2 separate regions of the Homo sapiens genome follow, and region 1 is linked to region 2. The links are chromatin loops, found by intact Hi-C in ENCODE. Cell type or tissue: heart left ventricle. All regions are shown on one strand. Links, peaks and the distances in the headings refer to the core of each region. The heading gives the core; the rest is flanking DNA. Region 1 has its middle 63 kb from the start of RASGRP1. Region 2 overlaps FAM98B (family with sequence similarity 98 member B).

The links. Peaks named below come from ENCODE experiments on the same cell type or tissue, not always from the same donor. Only the 100,000 strongest peaks of a DNase experiment are listed, where the experiment ranks them.
Region 1: it touches region 2 in a loop (9-fold over the local background); 4 of 110 quality-filtered maps call a loop at or near these places.

What each region holds. Positions count from the first base shown.
Region 1 is chr15:38,625,536-38,630,920 of GRCh38, reverse strand. No RefSeq gene overlaps it. Among named protein-coding and RNA genes, the nearest start is that of RASGRP1, 63 kb to the right of the region's middle. In heart left ventricle, for the core only: a CTCF peak has its summit at 2,794; no DNase peak of the experiment used is centred there; H3K27ac peaks cover 417 bases.
Region 2 is chr15:38,471,387-38,476,771 of GRCh38, reverse strand. It overlaps FAM98B (family with sequence similarity 98 member B), which reads right to left. Exons shown (of 8, transcript NM_173611.4): 5 at 3,187-3,267; 6 at 2,474-2,590. Among named protein-coding and RNA genes, the nearest start is that of FAM98B, 20 kb to the right of the region's middle. In heart left ventricle, for the core only: a CTCF peak has its summit at 2,451 (motif pointing left); no DNase peak of the experiment used is centred there.

The DNA of each region.
Region 1 (5,385 bases), core at 179-5,178, 150 kb before region 2:
TAAAGCCCCCTCTGCATTTTGAAAGGGTGTCATGTCCCTGCTGTTGTGTTCTTACAAAGGAAAATCCAAAAACTTTGAATTGTCCTTGGAGGAAGGGCAAGCCAGGATAGGACACGGGCTGCAAGCAGCTCTGATGACAAGGAGGCGACATCCTAACAGGGGCAAGCAACCAGGTGGGCTCTGCAAAGGCAAAGATGGGATCTTGAGAAAGCTGCACTGTTGGCCCTTGGCCAGGGACACAGTCTCCTTCCCAATCAGCTTTTCCGGGCTGCATCTTAGGGCTTCTGAGATTCAGGGCTTTTGTGGCTCATAAATTCACTGGAACTTAAGACAAAGCTCAAGGCAAAGAGCAACAGCTGGTTGATGGGAAAGTGTGACCCTTGGTTCCCAGGGACAGGGATAAACCTTGCTCTCTTTTAAGATGGTAATGATCTCAGCATCTAAGACCTACATGAGAGAGATATAGATACTGTTCATCGTGATCAGGGACTAGCAAACCTTTTCTGAAAAAGATCCAGGTAGTAAATATATTAGGCCTTGCAGGCCATGTGGGCTCTTCACAACTATTCAATTCTGCCAGTGGAGCACCAAGCAGCCCTCGACAATACGTAAAAGAATGGACATGACTATTTCCCAAAAAAACTTTATTTACAAAAATTGACAGTGGGCCAGATTTGGCCCATAGGCCATGGTCTGCCAACTACTGATCTTGATGAGTGACATCAAGCACAGCTAAATTTCCCCACCTAAATAGGTCAGTCATTCCAACCTGTCTGGACCTTGCCCTCGTCTTCTCTCTTAGTGCTTCTTCATAACCTCAGCCTTTCCCTGCTCCAACAAATATTTCCATTGCTGAAAATATTACCCTCTTAAAATATATCATTAACCCATCACTTCCCACCTCAAAAATCCTTAATAGTTCCCCAGTGCTTAGAGTAAAATGATCAAAATCTCTCAATATAGCATTCAAATCCCTCCCCAATCCACTAGGCCTTCCCCATGCACATCCCGAGCTCCCACCATGGTGGCAAAGACACCTCTCCCCAAATATGCCAGGCAATTACCCGCCTCCAAACTTTGTCTAGACACGTCCTCTACCTTGTGATACCATTCCCACAGTCCCTACCTGTCAGTCATTCTCATTCTTACACTGTCACTTCTAATTCACTTTCACTTGAAGCCTTTCCTTTCTGTCTATGATAAATGATTTGCTCCCCTCAATGAGCTCCCATAGAATTGAATTTATCCCTTAACACAGTACGCCTTAAGTTCCATTTGCTGCCTGAGTCATCACATGCCTCCTTGCCATTCCTTGTTTTTATATGCCACAGTATGTTCAATTCAATCATTTGATCATTCATCCATTAACAGATACGTTTTGCACACCCATTGTATGTTGTGCAGTCTCAGGCTAGTGGGGAGAGACAGCTATGCAAAAATAAATAAACAATTTGCTATATTAGAGCATTTCAGATAGAGATAAATGCCAATTAAGGAAAACAACACAAGGTAATTTGTTAGGAAGAGTGAGAGTGTGGTTAGGGGCAAAGCTATTTTTCCCAGGGGAAAGAGGGAAGGCCTCTCTGAGGAGATACTGTTGGACTGATACCAACTATTGATGCTAAATTGAATATTGAATTGTGAGATGCAAACACTTATGCAAAGCTCTGCACAGAGAAAACACTTTTAAGTGGCCCTTGAATTCATAATAAAAATATTCCATAATTTAATAAATTATAATACAGTTGTTAAAAAGGAACGAAGTAGGTATAGCTATACAGGCACATATGAAAAGATATCTAAGATATACTGTTAAGTGGAAATAAAAGCAATTTGCAAAAGTATGTAATATATATTTTCATTTTTGAAATTAAAAATATTCATATGTAGACGCATGTTAATCTATGCCCAAGAAAGTCCTGGAAGGATACACAAGTGAAAGTTAAGAATGGTAGTTTCTGGGGGTGATAATGAGAGATTTTGATACTTTTGCTTTCCATTTTACACCTTTCTGTACAGTTTGAAATTTTTGCAAGAAGCAATTTTTACAATATTTTTGGCAAAAAAAGATTTTTGCCCAAAAATCAATTTATCATAAAAAATTTCCCTTCACAAAGGCTTCTTCAGTGTTTTTCAGTCTGTAACTTATGAGTACATTTTCCCTGACATACAAAGAGAAAATTCTTCTCCATTGTCCTTACCATTATCGAAACTTGTGTGCCTCCGTACGTCTATCCCTTCAATACCCTTAACACACACACACACATACCCAGAGCTGCTATGCACCCTCACAATTCAGAGGGCATTGTTTTCCATGTTCCAGTGTCCCAAGGCATTCACTGAAACTCTGCTCTAAACAGGCTGAGGTTGCCAGATAAAATACAGGACCAACAGCTAAGTTTGTTTCCAATTAACAGTGAATAATTTTTTAATGTGTTATTTTCTCAAATATTGCATACTAAAAAAAAAATGCTCAAAATTTACTCTTTGTTCACCTGGAACTCAAATGTAACTGAGTGTCCTGTATTTTTATTTGCCAAATCTAGCAACCCTAAAGCAGCCACACGTCCTGAATGAAAGACACTAAAATCTTAAATGAAGGACATTACGTCTTCTCCATGAATCTACCAAGTTAGAGGAATGGTGCATTTTTCCAAACCCTGACTCTGCCAACGTAGTTAAACATGGTCCCATGGCTCTCCTTTCACTGTCTTCTCAAAGACATATTTACGTATGTTAGGGCTTAATTGTATGTTTTAATATACCTTCTCTTGTCCTTCCAGGAGCCTTGTCAACATCCACGCTGCTTAGATAGAACGTCCAGCAGAGAGAGACAGACAACGCCTTATCTTCACATGCCCAGAGCTAGAAGTCAGCATATCTTTTAGGCAGTGGTGCTGAGCCCTGACGCACACTAGACTCACCCGAGAAACTTTCCAAACGTACCCACCCCTAGTCTCCGCCCCAGATAAATTAATCCAGAATCTTCAGCAGTGGGAGCCAGGTGCTCTGCAGTTCCCCAGGTGATCCTACGGTACAGCCAGCATTGTGAACAATTACTTTAACACCTAGGCCATCTGTACTCTACCCTCAGGCTTAAGTCCCATAAAACGGTGCCCTTCAGACTTTATGTGCACACAGATAAGCTTGGGATGCTATCAAAATGCAGATTCTGATTCCACAAATCTGGGGCGGGGCTTGAGATTCTGCATTGATAACAAGCTCCCAGGTGATGCTGATGCTGCTGACCCTTGAGACACACTTAGAGTAACAAGACCACTAAAAAAAGAACTAAACCAAAGTCATTGCAGCTTTTTACTTTACAATTCATATAACAGGGAAAATAAATATTATAATGAGATTGATAATAAAAACTTTCTTTGGATCCACAGTCGTCCTAAGACTAGCACCATATGTGCACTCCAGTTTCAAGTGGCAACTTCTCTGGATTCATTTCCTACCCGTAGGAAGCTAAACAGAAAATAACATTAGTTCGAGTTTCAGCAGACGGATCATTTTCAGACGGGAATACTCAGAAACTTCAGGCTAAACCCCCTGCCCAAGGGTCATAAAACCCCTACAGACATGCCAGGCTTGGCTGAGGAATAACTTCTCACAACTATTTTCAGATAGGAGCAACAACATTTTAGTGGAACGGCTGGGGATGTGCTGCCTAAGGACAGGGAGGTGGGTTACATGGCCTCAGAATGGCCCTGCAGCCCTGTGGAGCCATAACTCAGCACGGCTCCCATAACAGCCTGGGCCAATTCTCCAAGCAAAATTTCCATATGTAATGGACGAGAGTTCCTGAGGTTCTAGTTTGAGCCTCTCCTCTCCCACTGACCAGCTCTGTGACCTTTAGGACACGTTATGCCGCTTAAGCCTTAGATCCCTCAGGTCCTCTGCAAAATGGGAACACCAGTGGATGTTTAGATGAGATTATATGTAAAGTATTTAGTTAGCACAGTGCCTGGCACCTTAGCAGCACTGAATCTTAGCTATTATTATAGGTCCTCCTACGTCTTTAAGTGAGATGAAAATACTAGCCTTGGTGTCACTCACAGAGAGGAGCTGAGCAGCTGCATTCAATACAGCACTGAGATCAAAAGTTCTGCTTCCCTCTGGGCTGCCTTTTCGTTTACCCTGTGTGAAGGACAGCAATTGGTGCCCAGAGAGAAATATAATAATAATCACACTGTATCTGCACACATGAAGAAAATAGATCAGGCTTGAAGGGAAAGTGCAGCAGATTTTCTCCCACTTCACGGGAAGGGAAGTTTGTCTTGTGACCAGAGCTACTTCCTTTTGAGGCCAGGGAAGAAAGAACTAAGGCCAGATTGAGTTACTCTGTGTACCCTCTATAGGAGTAAAGGCTTAGTGTGGTGCTATTAGTGAGGTCTGCAAATGGCAGGGGAGAGGAGCTAGTGAAGAAAAAGTGCCATAGGTTTTTAATATGGATGAGAAGCTGCCTGCTTTCTCCTAAGCAAATGAGGAGGGAGAGAAGTAAGGAACTCAAAACTATTTGCAGGTGGTCTCTGGGATAAAGGGATAAACAGTGGAGGTGATATTATCCTGAGCTACATTTCAGTACAAAACCTACCAGTATTAAGTCCTGCTGCTGGGAGACCATCTCTGACTTGTTTCAGCAAAGAGACAATAAAAATGTAAAAATAGCAGATAACCCTTGAAATTCCAGTGTCAGCCCCAAAGAACAGCTTCCAAAGATGAAGAGTGGGTGGACTTCCAGAGACACAGATTTAGATTTCTAACTTTAGCCTGAACTTTCTGAAGCTTCTCAGCGGTACCAGGAAAAAGATTTGGTGTGAAGGAGGCTAAGAATAGCAGCTCAAATCAGACTGTGGAATTAGATGAGTTTCAATCAGCCATGTGTCCCCCCCCAGTGTCTTTCCCTCCTCCCCAGCCTCGCTGGGACAGGGACACCCATAGAGCTGGAGAGTTGGAGCTGTAAGAGAACAATGACAACAAAAGCTGACATTTCCTTAATGATTAGGACTTGCAGGCTGTATGCTAAGCACTCAATAGATGGGTTCGTTTAATATTTCCAATATTAGGAGTAACTCCATTTTACGAATGGAAATATTTATACTTAAAAATATCAAGAAACAAATCCAAGGTCAACCAGCTGGTTAAGTGGTGGAGCTGGAAAAAGAGCAATAGGTGCTGGGAAATAGAAAAAATGGAAAGAAGTAGAAGACTAAGCACCTTGATAGGAAGAGGAGAGCTTCAAGCATTGAAAGGGCTAAATGCGGCACTACCCAAAATAGCAAAGACTTGGAACCAACCCAAATGTCCAACAATGATAGACTGGATTAAGAAAATGTGGCACATATACACCATGGAATACTATGCAGCCATAAAAAATGA
Region 2 (5,385 bases), core at 206-5,205:
CAAGAAAAACAAATAAACAAAAAATTATGCTAGAGGAAACAGATAATTGAAAGCAAAAAAAAAAAAAAGCAAAGTTTCTATCTTTAATCAAGATGATAGCATACCAAAATATATTTTTAAAAAATCAAGAATCAAAAAGAATTTATGGAAATTTAAAAAATAATTGCAGAAACAAAAATTCAACACCAAGTATAAAATAGTTAAAAACATTTCTGAGAAACTGAATTAAAAAAGGAGAGAGAAAATGAGGGGAAAAAATAAAACAACTTAAGCGAGTCTATCTAGAATGTTTAATATCTGACTAAAGCATTTCAGAAAGAGAATACAGAAAAAAGGGAAAAAGTAATAAAGGAAAATATAAAAGCTAAAACAGTCTACATATTGAAAGGTCCATCTAGTAGGGCACAATGAATGAAAAAAAATTCAGACCAACACATATTGTGCAATTTCAGAACTCCAAGGATAAAGAGCCCAAAAGCTTACAGAGAAACATAACAGGTCACACAAAAACACAGAGAATGGAGTCAGTTTTCTTAATGGCAGCACTAAATACTTGAAAACAATGAAGCAATGCCTTCAATATTCTTAGAGAAATACATTTTCAACCTAGAATTTTATATTCAAATGTGAAAGCAGACTAAACATTTTCAAAATGCAAAGAGATTGACAAAAATCACCTCCTATGCACTCCTTGTTTGGAAATTACTTGTGGATTTCCTACAGCAGAACAAGGGGTAAATAAAGAGTGAGCCATGGGATCTAGAAGGTAGTAGAGCAGCCAAGGATAGCCATGCAAACAGCAAAACTGCAGTAAGTGGATGCAAGTTTCTGAGAGAAAAAGTATACAGAAAATGGAGAACTCATTAGAAGACCTAATTTTTTAAAGTATAGTTTTTTAAAAAAAAGCATTTTATCATATTGCAGAAATACAATGCAAGAAAAAATAAAATTCATTTAGAAGCCCCTTTGTAAGTTGACTAGCCCTCCAAAGAGGTCCACATCCTATTTCCTAGAACCTGTGAATGCTACCTTACAGATGCAGGTATGATTAAGTTAAACATCTTGAGATGGAGAGGTTATTCTGTATTATCTGTGTGGGCCTAATATAATCACAAGGGTTCTCATAAGGGAGAGACAGGAGTGTCAGAGACAGAAGGCGATGTGACAATGGAAGCAGAGAGAGAGAGAAAGGCTGGAAGATTCTACCGGGCTACTGGCTCTGAAGAGAGGAGATGAAGCCAACAGCTAAACTATGCAGGTGGCATTTAGAAGCTAGGAAATGCAAGGAAACAGATTCTCCCCTAAAGGATCCAGGAAGAATGCAACCCTGCCAATACCTTCACTTTAGGACTGCTAATCTCCAAATTTTAAGAGAATAAATCTGTATTACTTAAGCTACTAAATTTGTGGTAAACTTTCACAGCAGCCATAGGAAACTAATATATCACATGGAAAGAGATGTCATGTGAAAGACAAGAAGGTAACAGAAGCACCACACTTATGAGAAGCTAATGCCTGATGATCTGAGGTGGAACAGTTTCATGCCAAAACCATCGCCCTGCCCCCCAACCCTCCATGGAAAAACTGTTTTCCATGAAACCAGTCCCTGGTGCCAAAAAGGTTGGGAACTGCTGGCATAAGTGACCCCAACTGATCCAGCATGGGGCAGAAGAACTGCCCAGTTAATTCAAAAAATGTAAAAATAATAATACCTGAAATTCCACTTTCAGTCAAGATACAGTAATCGGCACCAGATTAACTCTCCCACCTGAAACAACTAAAAAACTGGATAACCCATGTGATGTGAACCAATGATGGTCAGACACTGGACATCAAGGAACACAGGACAATGATCCCTAAATGAGGAGAAGCCCTATAATTATCTCAGCTTACTGCCTGGAGAGTTTCCAGGCAATGATGCAGGGTAGGGAGAGCGGGGGTGAGGAGTGATCCCAGACTAAGCATGGGTACAGATTAAAGGCATAAAATGGGAATGATGGGAGACAGCTCTTTAGAAAGCTATCTGAAGAGATTCAAATTTGGAAATGCCCTCACCTCCCAACCCCCTCTTCAACTGAAACACATTCTATATTCATCCAGCCTTAAGATACTTTTAAGGCCTGTTGGCATCAGTACTACCTGCAACTATTCTTATATCCTGCTTTCTTCTTACACTGCTCACTGTATCTATCTCATTATCTCATATGATGCCCCTTCTTTTATGCATATCCTGGCATAAATCACAATATCTATGAGTTTAAAATAAATGTCAAAAATGTGGGGAGAAATTAAGTTATATGCAACAGGGATTTATACAAGACCAGGATCATCTTGTAAGACCAGTAGTTGGCCTGGGCATGTAGTTGAGATGGTGATGAAGTACAAATGTGGCATGGTTACATAACAGACAAGCAAGCCAGAAGAGCTGTTATAGGCTACCACCTACAGGACACATATGGGAAAACAGCCTTACCTTTGCTCTATCAGACCATCCAAAGGACTGTACAGTCACATCTAATCGTTTCATTAACATTCGTCGGCGGCACTCATATTCACAGGAAAGAGCATCATTGATTCTTTCCAGTTGTTCCTAAAAAATTTGGAAACAAAAATAATAAACTTTAGATTCTTTCATTCTGCAAAGAAAAGAAATCTGAAAATTGTGCTAAGTACTTCCTACTGAGTCAAAAGATGTACTTACTGACCATTTTCTGTTCCCATGAGACTTTATGGTAAATTATTTAAATACTAAAGCATAATTGAAAGAACATTTATGATATCCAGAAGACATTAAACATACAAATTAAACTCCACCCGTTGGTAGAGTATACTTTATCTATAATCAAATTTGTTAATTTAAGTAAAACATTTACCTGCTAAGCAGTCTGGACCAACAAGGAAAGAAAATACCAATAACTCATCTTGCTGGCTTTGAGCCTCTGTTCTTTTCAAATCACAACTGTGCTAGCACATTGAGCACTATCAATATCCTCAGCCAGGTATTTTTAAAAATTAATAATTTAACTAAAGAAATGTTAGGACATATTACTCCAGAATATCAATCAATTTTAATTCTACAAAATAATATATGCATGCTACATATTGCAAAATAGATGTTCATTTATAAAATTAAGTCATATTCACTAATGTAATTACATAAAACTAATAACAAAAAGGGGGATTTACCGCCTGTTCTGAATTTAAATCCATTTTCAGCAGTGGTTTTCCCACATGATTTTTCTGGACCTTTGAGAGAATATCTTTCACCTAAAAGTAAATATAAAAGATTGTGAAAAATGTATATTCCTAATTTAAAACAATCTTATGCTTGTTTAAAGTATCGCTCTGAACACTACAGAATAAAATATTAAAGTGACATAATTAAAATATACCATCATATACCAGAATACCACTACAATACAGAGTATCTTTTTCAAAAAAGCACATTATATTCATTCAAGCTATAGAGCACATTCTTTCCCAGCGTAAGAACGAACATACACAGACAGCTAAAGAAGTACCTAGGTTCTACTATGAGAATCTGTGTCTTAGTGAAATAACTTTGGAGTTCCTACTTAAGATAGCACTTTCTTACTTTCTAGTAAATTTTCAAAAGGGATACTAAAACCTTTAACCAGCACATTGATTTTTCTCAAATAAATGCTATGTACACATTCCAGTTGTAAGTACTCTTGTTTCATTGTTCAGCAAGACAACATAAGGGAGCAAGCCATCTCTCTCAATTACAGTCATCACATACATATTTTCATTACTTTTGCAAAGCCCCTAATTTAAATTACTTGAAACATTTTTATTTTGATAAACAAGATATTAGGCATTTACTTTTCCTTTAGCAATATCAGGGTCATTCAATAATTTATCCTCCTAACTAAAGGATTAATTTACCTTCCTGACTGGAGAATCCATCATTAGCTAAATAAAATATTTACAAAACCAAATGAAATACAGTTTTTTTTACAAGGTAACCAAAGGAAACAACCAAGGGCAGTTCAGATTTTAAGGAGCATGAAGCTTATTTAATGTTGGGGGCACTCTTTAAGGAAAGAATTCAAAATTAGCTTGGAAGCTGGGGTTGTAATGTGGAGTAACTGTAAATGGGCACAGTTGAGGTTTCTTCTGAGGGTGATGGAAAAGCTCTAAATTCAAGAGTTTGGTGATGGTTGTTTAACTCTGTAAATATACTAAAATTCACTGAACTATATATATATACTTAAAATGGGCAAACTTTATGGCATGATTACATTTCATAAATGGTGTTTTAAAAAAATTAGCTTAGAAAGAACCTGTGCAAATAAGAGACCCCAAAACTTCAGCTTTAGTAGCTTCACAGCAAATCTACATCTACAATGATACAATTTCTCTACTGATACAATTTGTACATATTTTAAAGAAATTATTAATTTATTTTCTTAAAATGGACCATTTCTGTAGATTCTCCAACTGTTGTAAATATATCCAATTTTAGGTTTTTTCATACATTATAAAAAGTATGAGTTGTAACTCCTCACTCCAGAGGAATTCTCAATGTATACTTGTAGTTTGTTACGTGTAATCACATTCAGCTCCATTCCTAGGATTCCAACATTACGTAATAGTTTTAATAAATCTGAAAATCACTTGTTATAGAGTAAGTTAAGGGCACAGGCTCTGGAGGTTGACTACCTGGGTTTAAACCTCAGGTCTACCACCATTTAGAAATTTGCTTGTTTAACTTATTAGATCTTTCAGTACCTCAGTTTCCTCACATGGTTGTCTAGGTAATACAACACAGGGGTGATGTATTACCCATAACCACGGGTGATGCGAGAACTGAGTTATTACATGTAAACATTTATAACCACCTCACATGGGTGATGTGAGAATTAAGTGAGTTATTACATGTAAACATTTAGAACAGTGAATGCTATATATTTGCTATTATACCATCACTATGTATCTGTTATAATTATACCACTATAAATACACATTTGAACAACTTGAAGTTAGAAAATAATACTTTCCTTCCCCAATGGTAACAAAGTGTCTTCTGGACACATCACATGCAGAAGAAAGAAAACATGAAAATGTTTACTTTTGGTTAAAAACTGAATAGAGTAGGAAGACCTTTTAAGTAAATATTTAGCCAAGATGGCCATAGTAACAACTACCTTATAATTAGTATGCCAGTATTTGAACCGAGGCATTACAGACTACTTCAAGTAGGGCAAAGAGGTAATTGAGAATGTTAATACTAAATAAAAACCATAAAATGGAATAGCCTCTTTGAATTATAATGAGCTCAGAAATCTGTCTCAATCTGAAATAGTCCCAGAAAATTTAGCCAACCCCAGATCAGTCTTCATCCAGAGGAAAACAGAAAAAAAT